3 separate regions of the Homo sapiens genome follow, and regions 1 and 3 are each linked to region 2. The links are chromatin contacts, found by Hi-C or POLR2A ChIA-PET in ENCODE. All regions are on one chromosome and are shown on one strand. Each heading gives the region's core, a stretch centred on a gene start or an enhancer-like site at or near the end of the contact. The rest is flanking DNA. Distances are from core to core; before and after follow the strand shown.

Region 1 (4,771 bases), core at 1,831-4,330, 220 kb before region 2:
ATAAATAAGGTGTTAAATTTTGTTAAAGACTTGACATAGCAATTTGAAGGTCAGGTTCTTTTTTCTTGTCAGTTACTGATGCAATAACTAAATTATTGTTTAATCTCATCATCAATTATGCAAAACTTTTAAAATAATGTTTTGCCATCTTGCCCCAATGAGAATCACTTGTTCCCATCCATTAAATCAGAAGGAGTTTCATTTTAACATGTTTAACAATTGGGTTCAAAACTACTGAAACTTTTTATTTGCTAGATTAACAGGCCAGAACATTATGTATCCCAGTTTAAGTGAGGCAATGTTAGAGTTCTCATAGATGACATAAGTTTTCAGCCACAGTCTGTTTTTTAAGAGCTTTATTGACATACAATTCACATGCCATACAATTCAACCCATTAAAATGTGTAATTCAGTTCAGGCACTGGCTCACGCCTGTAATCCCAGCACTTTGGGAAGCCAAGGCAGGCGGATCACTTCAGGTCAGGAGTTTGAGACCAGCCTGGCCAACATGGTGAAACCCCATCTCTATTAAAAATACAAAAATTAGCCAGGCATGGAGGCACATGCCTGTAATTCCAGCTACTCGAGAGGCTGAGGCATAAGAATCGCTTGAACTCAGCGGGCAGAGGTTGCAGTGACCCAAGATTGTGTCTAAGTGATGGAGTGAGACTCTATCTCATCATAAAAATAAATAAATAAAATAAAGTATGCAATTCAGTAGTTTCTGTCATATTCACAGAGTTGTGCAACCATCACCACATTGTATCTTAATACAATCTGGTTTTTGAAAAGCTCATTTTGTAGTAGGTGCTTCTTTTAAAAAGCATTTACAAAGCAGTTCTTCCACACTGAAGAGTATCCACTAAGAGTAGGAGTCTGAACTCTGCATTTTCTTTTTGTTCTTGGATGCTTATATCACTGCACTTGATCTTAGCCCAAAGGCCAAGAAGTAATAAATGTTTACATTGCTTTATTATCTTAAATCATAGTTTCTTTGCAAAAATATTTTAAGTCACTTATCTATTTTGTGAGCATTTGTTTAGTAGATAAGGGAATCATAACAGCATTTTCTGGGCCCCCACAGCATGGTGAAAGCTAACCAACAACAAACAAGGGCATCTCAAGCACTGTGCTGTAGAATTCCTCATTCTTCCTTCAGGTTACCTTGGATACGAACCAATCCATATATTAAACTTGACTAAAGCTTCATGTGTTTTTGTTGTTGTTGTTGTTGTTTATTTTTTTTGAAATGGAGCCTCACCTCACTCTGTCACCCAGGCTGGAATACAGTGTCTCACTGCAACCTCCGCCTCCCGGGTTCAAGTGATTTCTCCTGCTTCAGCCTCCCAAGTAGCTGGGACTACAGGCATGTGCCACCACACCTGGCTAATTTTTGTATTTTTAGTAGAGATGGAGTTTAACCATGTTGGCCAGGCTGACATAGAACTCCTGACCTCACCTCGGCCTCCCAAAGGGCTGGGATTACAGGCAAGAGTCACTATGCCCGGCCCAGCTTCATTTTTTTTTTTTTTTTTTTTTTTTTTTTTTCAGACAAGAGTCTCGCTCTGTCACCCAGGCTGGAGTGTAGTAGCGTGATCCTGGTTCACTGCAACCTCTGCCTCCTGGGTTCAAGTAATTCTCTGCCTCAGCCTCCCAAGTAGCTGGGACTACAAGTGCGTATCACCACACCTGGCTAATTTTTGTATTTTTGGTAGAGATGGGGTTTCACCATGTTGTCCAGGCCAGTCGAACTCCTGGCCTCAAGTGATCTGCCCACCTCAGCCTCCCAAAGTGCTAGTATTACAGGTGTGAGCCACCATGCCCCTGGGCTTTTTCTTTTTAAGAATGAAAACAGAATAAATGGAAGCTCTAGTTATAAAGCGAACAGAAGCTTTTTTTCTTTCTTTCTTTCTTTTTTTTTTGGATACGCAGTCTCGCTCTGTTGCCAGGCTAGAGTGCAGTGGCACGATCACAGCTCACTGCAACCTCTGCCTCCCAGGTTCAAGCGATTCTCCTGTCTCAGCCTCCCGAGTAGCTGAGACTAGGTGTGCTCCACCACGCCCAGTTAATTTTTGTATTTTTAGTAGAGATGAGGTTTCACCATGTTGGCCAGGATGGTCTCGATCTCTTGATCTTGTGATCCGCCCACCTCGGCCTCCCAAAGTGCTGGGATTACAGGCGTGAGCCACTGCACCCAGCCAGAACAGAAGCTTTTAGTAAATAAGAGCTCTAATATTTCCTTCCTGCATGCCAATGGATAGTCTTGTACACTCCCAGAGTACACGAACCCTGTTTTGGGGGCACTAGTTTAAGGTTCAAGCAAAATTATATGTGAAACCTTGAATTTCGCTTCATTATCACAGCTGAAATGATTCCCAAAAGACATACTATGCCCCAATGTCTGAACTAGCAATATGGGCAAAAAAAAACAACAACAACAACCCAGAAATAATTTCTTAGAAATCTGCATTTCCCTGTAGTTAAGCAATACTTTCCCTGGTAATAAATCTGAATGAGGCAAGCATAGGCCACCCTGGGGGTGGTAAAAAGATTTCAATTCATGTGCCAAGTTTAGTTGGCAGGTAGCCACTGCCTGGAAAGCTCTGCTGAGAGGATGCCAAGGCCATGTCCAGGGAAATGAAGCAAGATGATCAACAATAATGTTGTGGCTGGTATACGTGCCTACTACTGCTACCACCACGCTAATCAGATCTCAGCCACTTACAGCTTCATCCCACCACGCAGTGCCTTCTACTCATGTTCCACATCGTGCTTTCCATAAACTAGGCTTGACACTGCCTCCTCACCAGGTGGCACTCAAGCTCAGAAGCAGAAGGGGACCCAGGTGGGGACACTTTAATAAGAGCAGTCCGTGATCACAATGAATTGGATGGAACAAACACACTTCGAAATGGCTCTCTCCCACGTGTAACCACACTCAAGAATTTTTTCTCTCTTATGCAGTTATGAAGTGCTATGGACTGGCAAAGAAAGGCAGTGGGTTCTGGTCAGCTCTTACAGTTTGGCTGATGCTCTAGTGAATATGAAACTGTTGATGATCTCTCTTCTTCTTCTTCCTCTTCCTCTTCTTCTTCTTCACTTCCCTTTTCTCTCCATCCTCAAGTTAGCTCAGACTCTAATAGCAAAGTGGATCCAGATTCTAAGATATACATTGGATTCTGAATATACAACTTCATTTGGGGAAAAATTGTGAAAGGAAAATGGATACGTAATACATTCCTTTAGAGGTCATGTTTGGTGGCATTTCCTACGTGGGAATGGGTGGAATAAGCACCACAGAACACTTACGTGGCCATTATGTACATGATTCAAAAAGAAAGCTGAGTCAAGCGTATCATCAAATTACCAGGCATATGACTTACCTCAGAGGCAGTAGGACACAATAGCGCACTATGACGCCCAGCACCCACACCATAGTGAGCCGCAGACTGATGTACTGGAAATTTACATTGGTTCTTGTGAGGAGATTCCATGACACTAGCTCCTCTGAGGAAAACCTCTGGGTCACTTCATCTTCTACAATGGCTTCCAATCCCTTCTTGGAGAAATAAAACACGTCAGACAGCTCAAAGTCCCTTCCTCGTAGACCAGAGAGCCCTTTTTCCATGGGTGACTCATCTCTTTGGATAATACCTTAAAAGAAAGCATCAGGACATGAGAAAATGCCATACGACAGAAGAATTGACCAAAAGGGCAACTTTAACTGTGTAGAAGTTAAATATGCCAAACAAGTAAATAAGTTTAATGGGTGACATCAGCCATCTTCAGAAGTAAGAGACAAACAATTGCAGTGGGAAAAGAGGTGAAATCACTGTGTCTGCATGAAATGGCCTCTACCTCATGATCTTTGTTAATTATAAAGAGGGGTTTTTGGTCCTCCATAATCCTCTTGTTTGGAATTCTTCCCTGCATACCATTAGACAAAGAACTCACACACACACACACACAAAATTCTCCCCAAGTATAACTCTAGATTGTGTAAAAACAAAGACTTCTGTTCTCCCTGACAAAAACCATAAAATCAAAAAGCAAGCAAAATGGCAAAAGATTCACCATAAATGGCAAAAAGTTGATTTTTTTTTTTTTTTTTTTTTTTTTTGAGACGGAGTCTTGCTCCGTCACCCAGGCTGGAGTGCAGTGGCGTGATCTCAGCTTACTGCAAGCTCCGCCTCCCGGGTTCATGCCAATCTCCTGCCTCAGCCTCCCAAGCAGCTGGGACTACAGGCACCCGCCACCACAGTCGGCTAATTTTTTGTATTTTTAATAGAGACAGGGTTTCACCATGTTAGCCAGGATGGTCTCAATCTCCTGACCTCGTGATCTGCCTGCCTCTGCCTCCCAAAGTGCTGGGATTACAGGCGTGAGCCACCACGCCCGGCCGATTTTTTAATATATGAAAATTATTTAATAAGAAAAACACAGCCTCCTGCATAAAAGTAAGCAAAGTTCACAGAAACAACATGAATATTAATAGTTAATATCATACAACTTTTCACTAGTGAAAAAGGAAATGTGAATTAGACAAAGGCCTATTTACAGTATCAAATCAGCAGCATTTTATTCAATGACTTGAAATGACACAGGTACTCTCATATTCAACTTGTACAAGTACGGAAGTAGTAGCAACTTTGTCAAAGTTGGTTTGGCAATGAAAAGACTGAAGATAGTTTTGCTGATGATCAATAACTCCAATTCTAGGAATCTGTCATCAGAAAATAATTAGAAATGTAGGCAAATGTAGGCAAGGGTG
Region 2 (4,955 bases), core at 27-2,526:
TTCAAGTATAGGTGAAATTTCTGGTAAACATTCCTATACTTAATCCTCTCTGAGGTTGAAAGATGCTTACTCACCAAGGAAAAGATTATGTCATTCCACATTCTTGCAGAACAACCAGAGGTTTTAGCTAGGACATTAGGCCTGGACTGCAGACCTCCAGGATGGCTTTCCTCACAAGCCTGACCTAGGTTGAAGTCCCTTTTGTAATTTCTATAGTTTTTCATGCCATACCTTAAAAGGGGCATGGTCACTTACAGGGCTGACTTACTCAGAATTAGGCAGAAGGGCATAGTGTCTAGAGCCTACAATACTTACAGATGCCCACAAATGTGTTCTAATTTTTATTTCTTTTTAAATCAGGACAAAAATTAATAAAATAATAATGCACATATAACATTGAATCCATTTGGATTATGTTTATCTGTATACCAATGCAGTGCTAAAATATAATTTCTAATTCATTTTCCCACAAAGGCAAAAGTGCCCAGAGCCCATGAGAGTCATAATGTGGCCCTGGTCACTTAGCCCACATCCCTGAGTGTGAATCCTATCATGACCTAATTATTATTATTTTTTTTTTTTTTTTTTTTTTGAGACAGAGTCTAGCTCTGTCACCCAGCCTGGAGTGTAGTGGTGCAATCTCGGCTCACTGCAAGCTCCACCTCCCAGGTTCACGCCATTCTTCTGCCTCAGCCTCCCAAGTAGCTGGGATTACAGGCACCCGCCACCATGCCCAGCTATTTTTTTGTATTTTTAGTAGAGATGGGGTTTCACCATGTTAGCTAGGATGGTCTCGACCTCCTGACCTCGCGATCCACCCGCCTCAGCCTCCCAAAGTGCTGGGATTTCGTAAAGCAACTTACAGAACTCTGACACCCCACTTAGACTGGCCCATTGTGCCAATGCACTTTGCATTTCTTTGGCTCTGTAGATATTTATGTATCTGAATTCACAGAATTCTGAATTCTTTTTAAATTTTTGCTATCTTGAAGGGTATACAACCCTTATATATGTTAAAATGTTATCCAATTAGCAAAAAATTCAACAGTCATTTCATAAAGGAACCTATTCAAATGGCAAATAAGCACATAAAGAACATTATTAGTCATCATAGAAATGAAAAAGAAAACCACGATGAGGTGGATTATACACCCACCAGAATGGCTAAAATTTTAAAAACTGGCAACATGAAGTGTTGGTCTAATGGAACCACGAGAGCTCTCATACATTGTTCATGGGAGTGTAAAATGATACAACCACTTTGGAAAAACTTTTGGCAGTTTCATACCAATCCTATGACTCAGAAGTTCCACTCCTAGTTATTTACCCTTGAGAAATGAAAACATAGCTCTACAAAAAGAGTGAGATAAGAATGTTCTTAGCAGCTTTATTCATAATACCAAAACTTGTCAACAACCTCACATGCCCATCAATAGGAAAATAGATAAACAAGCTATGATATATTCACGCAATGGAAACTACTTAGAAAAAAATGAATAAACTCAGATACATTCAATAGCCTGAACTAATTTCAAAAAACACTGTGCTGAGTAAAAAGAACTTAACACAAAGAGTGTGTAACCTGTAATTCTTCTTCCTCTTCAAGTTCTAGAGCAAGCTAAACTAATTTATGATGGACAAAGTCAGAACAGTGCTTGCCTCTGGGTATGGGGGCGGGGATTTACTGGGAAAGGGCTTAAAGGGACTTTCTGGAGTGATAGACATTTGGATTTATGAATTTGTCAAAACTCATCCAATGTTACACTCAAGATTTGTATATTTTATTGTAGGTAAATTTTACCTAAAAGCAAAAAGAACCATAAACAAATGTCGAACTCTAGTTCATAATACGAATGTTGAAGTCTTTATTTTTTTTCTTTGCTTAGAGATAGGGTCTCACTCTATCACCCAGGCTGGAGTGCAGTGGTGCAATCATAGCTCACTCTAACCTTGAACTCCTAGGCTCAAGCAATCCTCCCACCTCAACCTCCCAAAGCGCTGAGATTATGATTACGGTCAGATGGAGCAAGAACCCTCTCTTAGTAGCCTGTGAGCCTCCAAACATGGAAATAAAGGAAAATTCTGAGTTCCTTCAAATGAAATTCCAGGCACTTAGCTAGCCCTGAGAAGTAAATAAGCAACCTGACAAGCAGAAGGTAACAGTAGCCTAAAACAATAGACGAGGAAGTTAGAGTCAGATGCTTGGTTCCTCTAGAGAAACTAAAGATAACAACTTTCTTTTTTGTTTCTTCTTTTTTTTTTTTTTTTTTTTTTTTTTTTTTTGAGACAGGGTCTCACGCTGTTGCCCAGGCTGGAGTGCAGTGGCACGATCTCAGCTCACTGCAATCTCCGCTTCCCAGGTTCAAGCGATTCTCCTGCCTCAGCCTCCCAAGTAGCTGGGATTACACGTGTGCACCACCAGGCCTGACTAGTTTTTGCATTTTTAGTAGAGATGGGGTTTTGCCATGTTGCCCAGGCTGGTCTTGAACTCCTGAGCTCAGGCAATCCACCTGCCTCCGCCTCCCAAAGTGCTGGGCCTGGCCCTAAATATAACATCTTAATATATATCCCTGAGTTGTTTTTCAGAAACCTGGATCTCCACCAAATGGATCCACTGACACATCGACCTCAGATAAGCAGGAACTGAAGACTGAACTCTGAGCACCGTTCTTTGTTCTAAATTTCTTCCTGAGGGGTCTGGAGGGAGTTGCACCCATAAGCCAGAGCTAACATTCTTTTCTGCTGATCCCAAATTTTTAAATAAAGCTTCCCTTCTGGCCAGGCACGGTGGCTCACTCCTGTAATTCCAGCACTTTGGGAGGCCGAGGAGGGCGGATTGCCTGAGCTCAGGAGTTAGAGACCAGCCTGGTCAACATGGCAAAACCCCATCTCTACCAAAAAATACAAAAATTAGCCGGGTGTGGTGGCGCACACCTGTAATCTCAGCTACTCAGGAGGCTGAGGCAGGATAATTGCTTCAACCCAGGAGGTGGAGGCTGCAGTGAGCCCAGATCGTGCCACTGCACTCCAGCCTGGGCGATACAGTGAGACTCCGTCCACCACTCCCACCCCGCCCCCCGAAAAACTTCCCTTCCTTAACCAATTGCAAATCAGAAAATCTTTGAATCTACCTCTGACCTCTAAGCCCCATCCACCCTTCAAGATATCCCACCCTTTTAAGGCAAAACCAGTGTGTTACCTTCACGTATTGAGTTACAATTTTGCCTATAACTTCTGCTTTCCTGAAATTTACCCCTGCCTTGAAAAACCCTTACTTTCAAGCCATCCAGGAGGTCAGGATTTAAGCATTAGCTGCCTGATCCTCCCTGAAAATAAATGTCTTCCTTACTTTTTTAAAATTTATTTTTTTAATATAGAGATAGAGGTCTTGCTATGTTGTCCAGGGTGGTCTCAAATGCCTGGCCTCAAGCGATCCTCCCACCTCAGCCTCCCAAAGTGCTAGGATTACAGGCATGAGCTACCACACCTGGCCCACATCTTCCTTTCTACTGCTGTAAAACCTCAGTGTGGATATCTGGTTTCACTGCTCCAGGCAAGTGAACCCCACTTTGGTTCCTTTTTTTCACCCTTTTTTGAGATAGGGTCCCATTCTGTCACCCAATCTGGAGTGCAGTGGCTCACTGCAGCCTCAACCCCCTGGGCTCAAGTGATCCTCCCACCTCAGCCTCACAAGTAGCTGGGACTACAATCACATGCCATCACGACCAGCTATTTTTTTTTTTTTCGGTAGAGACAGGGTCTTGCTATGTTGCCCAAGCTTGTCTCAAACTCCTGGGCTCAAATGATCCTGCTGCCTCGGCCTCCCAAAGGGTTGTGGTTACAGGTGTGAGCCACCACACCTGCCCCAAGTTCAGTTCTGTAACAACAGGCGTGAGCCACTGCACCTGGCCTGAATGTTGCGGTCTTTGAGGGTAAAGTATACTAAGGTCTACAGCTTATAGATATTCAAATATTTCAAAAAATAAGATAGTCAACAAATAATTTAAATAGATATTTCCCCCAAAGAAGAATGACCAATAAGCATATGAAAAGATCAGCATCATTTTTCACTAGGGAAATGTACATCAAAACCACAATAAGATATCAACTTGGTAAAAGAGTTCAGAACATAATGCACCAAAATATACCACTTTTGCATATTGATTATTTTGAACTAAAAGCACTTGAGTAACAGCAGATGTAGGAATTCTCTGATCTCCCCCCGCTTTTTTTTTTCACCAAATAGCAGATGATAAAGCTTCCTGTGAGAAAGTTGTCCTCCTTGTAGCAGGAAGAAAAGAACATTCTTATCAACAGAAACTAAGAGTTACCCTGAAAAGGATCTGTACAATTCTGAACATACTAAAATAGCTTTTATCTTCCACTAATTTACTCATATTTCCTAATCTCTATACCACAATTTACTGCTCTAGCCCGAGCCCCTTTGTCTTGTTACATCTCCACTAATTTAGTATTCTTTGTGGACAAAGGCATATAAGCTTTAGGGCCCAGTGGCTTCTTTGGGTCTTCATTACCCTTGTGAAGACTCCTATGTACATGTAAACATATTGAATGAACTTATATGCTTTTCTCCTATCGATCCATCTTATGTCAGTTTAAGTATTAGGCCCAGTCACAGAACCTAAGTAGGTAGAAGAAAATTTTTCCTTCCCTACGATGGATATAATTTAAAAAGACACACGATAATAAGTGTTGGTGAGGACGTGGAGAAAATAGAACCCTCATATATTGCTGATGGGATTATAACATGGTATAGTCACTGTAGAAAACAGGTTGATATTTCTTCAAAATGTTAAACGTAGAGTTATATGACTTGGCAATTCCACTCCTAGGTATATATCCAAAAGAATTGAAAATCTTGTACATGAATGTTCATAGGAGTATTACACATAATAGCCAAAGAGCAGAAGCAGCACAAATGTCCATCAACTGAT
Region 3 (5,092 bases), core at 1,455-3,954, 190 kb before region 2:
GTGATCCGAGATCACGCCACTGAACTCCAGCCTAGGTGACACAGCAAGACTCCATCTCAAAAAAAAAAAAAAAAAAAAGAGGGAGCTTCCATTCCATTCCATGTGTAGAAGAGGAGTCACCTTAAACATCAAGAGGAGAATCAGAAAGTATGGACCAGAGGAGCTAGTAAGGAAGGCATAGTAAGACAGTAGTAGAAAGTGGTAACAGGGGCTTTTGAGTAGAACAGACAAACTGGGATTCTTTTCAAGCTGCCTTTGACCAGCCATGCAATGTAGAGCAAGTAAAATCATGATTAACAAGACCCCCTCATATATAATAAATAATATGGAACAGTGGGGCCAATGTTTAAAAAATGGTGGTGATTATGATTATTATTATTGACAGGTTCTTGCCTAAAAGATAGAAACAAAATAAAGAAGCTTTGGAGTTTTGATTGGGATTTTTCTCTGGGGGATAAAGAGACCAGGAGATATGCAGAGGGTGGGGAGCCTGGTTTGGGGAATACTTCTAAAATGACAAGCTGTATTTTCAATGTGGTAGATACTGGCTAAGAGGTCTGCTCCTATCAACTGTGAAGAGAACTTCCCTAAATAAATAAGGCAGCCAGCCTTTAATCTGAGCACTCTGGGAGGCCAAGGCAAGAGCATCACTTGAGCCCAAGAGTTCGAGACATGGCTGGACAACATAATGAGACCCCGCCTCTACAAAAAGGAAAAAATTAGCCAGGCTTGGTAGTGCATACCTGTAGTCTCCCAGCTATTTAGGAGGATGAGGTGTGAGGACAGCTTGAGCCTGGGAGGTCAAGGCTACAGTGAGCAGTGATCCTTACCACTGCACTCTAGCCTAGGCAACAGAGGGAGACCCTGTCTCCCTAAATAAATAAATAAAAGGCTATGTATTATTGAGTTGACTATAAGGGACTATTGTCTGATCCTATTATCTTCTCCCTCTCAAATAATTTATTTTATTTATTTTTTTATTTTATTTATTTATTTATTTTTTGAGACAGGGTCTCACTCTGTCGTCCAGGCTGGAGTGCAGTGGTGCGATCTCAGCTCTCTGCACCCTTGACCTCCCGGGCTCAAGAGATCTTCCCACCTCAGACTCCTGAGTCGCCATGTCTGACTATTTTTTGTAGTTTTTGTAGAGACAGGGTTTCACCATGTTGCCCAGGCTGGTCTTGAACCCCTGGGCTCAAGCAGTCCACCTGCCTCAGCCTCCCAAAGTGCTGGGATTACAGGCATGAGCCACCGTGCCCGGCCTCAAATAATCTTTGAATCTCAGTTCTCACTCAACTTTTTCAAACCTCCACAACTCTGAGATGCAGGTACCCTCTTCCAAGCTGCTGAGGGGTTTTGGACTAATGCAGCTAAATCACCAACCAGACCTTCAGCAGTCAGTGCTAGAGACAGAAAATTTTAAAACTGCTTAGTTACATTTTTTTTAACTAGTTTCACTGAAAATAGAGGTAAGGCATAGGAATACTATCCACGTTGTTACTACTATTCGAAAAGAAAAACAATCTAAAAAATAATTCAAGACATTTTATGAATGTCCTAGCTAGTTTCCTTAGATGGGAGCCTTCCTTTCTGTGATTCAAGGCTTAATTCCCTCTCTTCACACCCATCACTTCGCAATGCAGTTACAAGACCATAACTCTGATCTGACCTTTTACCTTCTCATTTCCTGCCAGAACCACTTCATCCTGCTCATTCATCAGTGGTCAAAGTTAAATGCTAAGTCATTTACTTTCAGAGGTTTAGAGCACTGCCTTAGTCACTTCAGGCTGCTATAACAGAGTGCCATAGCCTGGGTAGCTTACAAAAAACAGAAATTTATTTTCCCACAGGTCTGGAGGCTAGAAGTCCAAGATCAGGGGGCCAGTGGGGTCAGGTTCTGGTGAGGGCTCTCTTTCCGATTTCCAGATGGCTATCTTCTCACTGTGTCCTCACATGATGGAAGGGGCTAGACAACTCCCTGGGGCCCGTATTTATAAGGGCACTAATCCCACTCATTATGGCTCTACCTTCATGACTTAATTACCTCCCAAAGGCCCCACCTCCTAATACCATCACTTTGGGTGTTAGGATCAACATATCAACATATCAATTTGGGAAGGGGGGGACATAGACATTCAGTCCATAAAGCACAGTTATATGCCAGTCTCTAATCCACTTTAAGTAAAGCTCCCTCCAAAATAGACCAGTATATTCTCGTTAGATTATGAGGCAAAGTTTGAAGGAAGATTTCTTTGTCTGCTTTCTACCTTTCCTTAAGGAACCTGCCTCCTCTTCCACCATCTGCTAATCCTGCTGCTCATCTAAGCACCCCCACCTATGCCTTACTTTGTCATTCCATTCTTCCCAAATCAACCACCAAAAACTGTAGCATCAAATTCTGCTCCTTCAAGGGCCTATTTGTTAGAAAACTAAAATCATGCTAACGATAGTGGGGACCAATACACTAATGCATTCTTCTCTAGGAGCAGTGATTCACAAATGAGCAGGGGTGGGGTGAGGGAAGGAGAGAGAAGTGCCCCCAGGGGACAACTGGCAATGTCTGCACACATTGTTGGTTGTCACGAATGGGAGTGTGCTACTGTCTGTCATCTACTGGGTAGAGGCCAGAGATGCTGCTGAACATCTCACATTGTACAGGACTGTTGCCCACGACAAAGAATTACCCAATCCAAAGTATCAGTAGTGCTGAGGTTGAGAAAGCCAGCTCTAAGAGGTAATGTATTTTTATTAAAAACTCCTTTGTTCCATAGGTTTCAGTTTAAATTCCAGGCACTGGTCAGGCTGAATGGAGCTGTGTTTTGGAGCAGATAACCATCAAATCACATCCCAAGAAGGTACCTATCTTCCATTCATATATAACTAGTTCTAACTGTCAGAATAAACATTAGCTGAATGACTACTGATGTTTTATTTGGTTGGGGTTTTCTCTTTTTTATGTTTACAATATAAATGTAACCCCCCAAAGATGAGTTTAACAAGAAAAAAAATACTCATTGTCATATTTGCTTCAGATAGATAGATAGATAGATAGATAGATAGATAGATTTTTTTTTTTTTTTTTTTTTCCGAGATGGAGTCTCACTCTGTCTCCCAGGCTGGAGTGCAGTGGTGCAATCTCGGCTCACTACAACCTCTGCCTCCCAGGTTCAAGCGATTCTCCTGCCTCAGCCTCCTGAGTAGCTGAGACTATAGGGGCGCACCACCACGCCCAGTTAATTTTCGTATTTTTAGTAGAGACCGGGTTTCACCATGTTGGCCAGGATGGTCTCGATTTCTTGACCTCGTGATCCGCCCGCCTCAGCCTCCCAAAGTGCTGGGATTACAGGCATGAGCCACTGCGCCCAGCCCAGGTATATTTTAAAGAAAAAAAATTATAAATACAGTTAAAGCCCCTCCTCACCACCTCTTGCTCTCCCTCCTGAAGATAACCTGTCCCAGCCAGGCGCAATATACTGCCCTATAGTATATATAATTTCCATGCATATATTATATATTCACATAAATGTATAGTATCTATTTGTGATTCTAAATTTTAAATAAATGTTATTATACTATATATTTTCTTTTCTCTCAATATGGTTTGAAATTCATCTCCTTTTTCTTTCCATGTAAGTCCAGTTAATTCAGTTTAACTGCTGTACAGTATAAATAAATCAGCTTACATATTAACTTTCCTCCTGATGGATTGTCTCCACATTTTCACTGGTTGTAAACACTTGTAACAAGTCACCTAATACATATATGCTGAGGCTCTGGGTACATTTGATATTTTAGGAGATATAGAATTGTTGGGTTGTCGTGTAATTTTCTGGTCTTTAACTTTCCTAAGTATTGCCAAATTGCTCTCCAAAGTGATTGAACTAAATTTTTATAATATTGTACGTAAAAGAAATACAGATGACTAACCTAACAATCAAACTTTTGCCTTCTACAGAGCTATGTTAAGATGTAAAGATTAAAATGCACAGTACTCTAGTGAGTTTTATCAGAATCAGTTGCTATTAAGTAATTTTTGTTCCAAGAAATAAAACTGCACCCCTGCCCCCACAAAAAACTTTCATATTTCCAACTTAAAGCACTGCAAAAAATTAAAAAATAAATGTTTTTGTGAACCATGACTGAAATTCATTTCAAACAAATCAATTATAAAGACATTTTGAGACTGTTAGGGAAATCTAAATATGGACAATATATTAGATGATATTAAGAAATTATTGTTTGCTAAAGGGATAATAGCATTGTGGTTATTTGAAAAAGTCCTTTATGCATTAAAAGACATGAGATTTTGTATCTAAATTTTAAAACTTTACCAAAAAAATGAGAGCGTTGATAAATGAATCAAGCATGGCAAAATCTCGACAAATGTTGAATCTCGTGATATGGGGCTCATTTACTATTTTCTCTACTTTTGTGTATGTCTGAAAATTGTCATCATCATCATCATCATCATCATCAGACACAATATTCACAAATAGGGATAGACTAATGCAATCAGGGGGACATTTGGCCATGCTAAAGAAAAACTCAGCTGGGTGTGGGGGCTCATGGCTGTAATCCCAGCACTTTGGGAGACGGATGCAGATGGATTGCTTGAGCCCAGGAGTTCAAGACCAGCCTGGGCAACATGGTGAAACCTAGCTGTATATTTTTTCAATTCTTTAAAATATATTTGAAAAAAAAGAAAAAGAAAAACTCAGCTGGGCATGGTGGCTCACACCTGCAATCCTAGCACCTAGGGGGCCGAGGCAGGAGAATCACTTAAGACCATCCTGAGGAGTTCAAGACCATCCTGGGCAACATAGTGAGACCTCATCTCTATTTAAAAATTAAAAAATGGGCTAGGCGTGGTGGCTCACACCTGTAATCCCAACACTTTGGGAGGCTGAGGCAGGTGGATCATTTGAGGTCAGGAGTTTGAGACCAGCCTGGCCAACATGGTGAAACCCCATCTCTACTAAAAATACAAAAATTAGCCAGGTTTGGTGGTGCATGCCTGTAATCCCAGATACTTAGGAGACTGAGGTGGGAGAATCTCTTGAACCCAGGAGGCAGAGGTTTCAGTGAGCCGAAA

The links. Hi-C counts contacts between places; a loop is a spot of excess contacts on that map. ChIA-PET counts read pairs that join two places held with the same protein, here RNA polymerase II (POLR2A). Pooled maps may share reads with other maps.
Region 1: a loop to region 2 is called in a pooled map, with 2.6 times the contacts of the local background. The contact joins two enhancer-like sites. A Hi-C loop is called at or near these places in 1 of 168 maps with a recorded cell type or tissue (OCI-LY7) and 5 of 50 pooled maps. POLR2A ChIA-PET finds 5 or more read pairs at or near these places in 2 of 52 experiments (OCI-LY7 and activated T-cell).
Region 3: a pooled map shows a loop between it and region 2 (2.3-fold over the local background). The contact joins two enhancer-like sites. A Hi-C loop is called at or near these places in 9 of 50 pooled maps. POLR2A ChIA-PET finds 5 or more read pairs at or near these places in 2 of 52 experiments (OCI-LY7 and activated B cell).

Annotation. Positions count from the first base shown.
Region 1 is chr4:83,580,445-83,585,215 of GRCh38, reverse strand. It overlaps GPAT3 (glycerol-3-phosphate acyltransferase 3), which reads right to left. Exons shown (of 12, transcript NM_032717.5): 3 at 3,384-3,654. Among named protein-coding and RNA genes, the nearest start is that of GPAT3, 47 kb to the right of the region's middle. RefSeq lists a silencer at 2,386-2,680. Within about 2 kb of position 3,080, at least 10 of the 41 ENCODE cell types and tissues checked have a DNase peak (open chromatin) inside an H3K27ac peak, as active enhancers do.
Region 2 is chr4:83,353,757-83,358,711 of GRCh38, reverse strand. No RefSeq gene overlaps it. Among named protein-coding and RNA genes, the nearest start is that of HPSE, 21 kb to the right of the region's middle. Within about 2 kb of position 1,276, at least 7 of the 41 ENCODE cell types and tissues checked have a DNase peak (open chromatin) inside an H3K27ac peak, as active enhancers do.
Region 3 is chr4:83,549,788-83,554,879 of GRCh38, reverse strand. All of the region lies in intron 2 of GPAT3 (glycerol-3-phosphate acyltransferase 3), which reads right to left. Among named protein-coding and RNA genes, the nearest start is that of GPAT3, 16 kb to the right of the region's middle. RefSeq lists a silencer at 1,687-1,816. Within about 2 kb of position 2,704, at least 4 of the 41 ENCODE cell types and tissues checked have a DNase peak (open chromatin) inside an H3K27ac peak, as active enhancers do.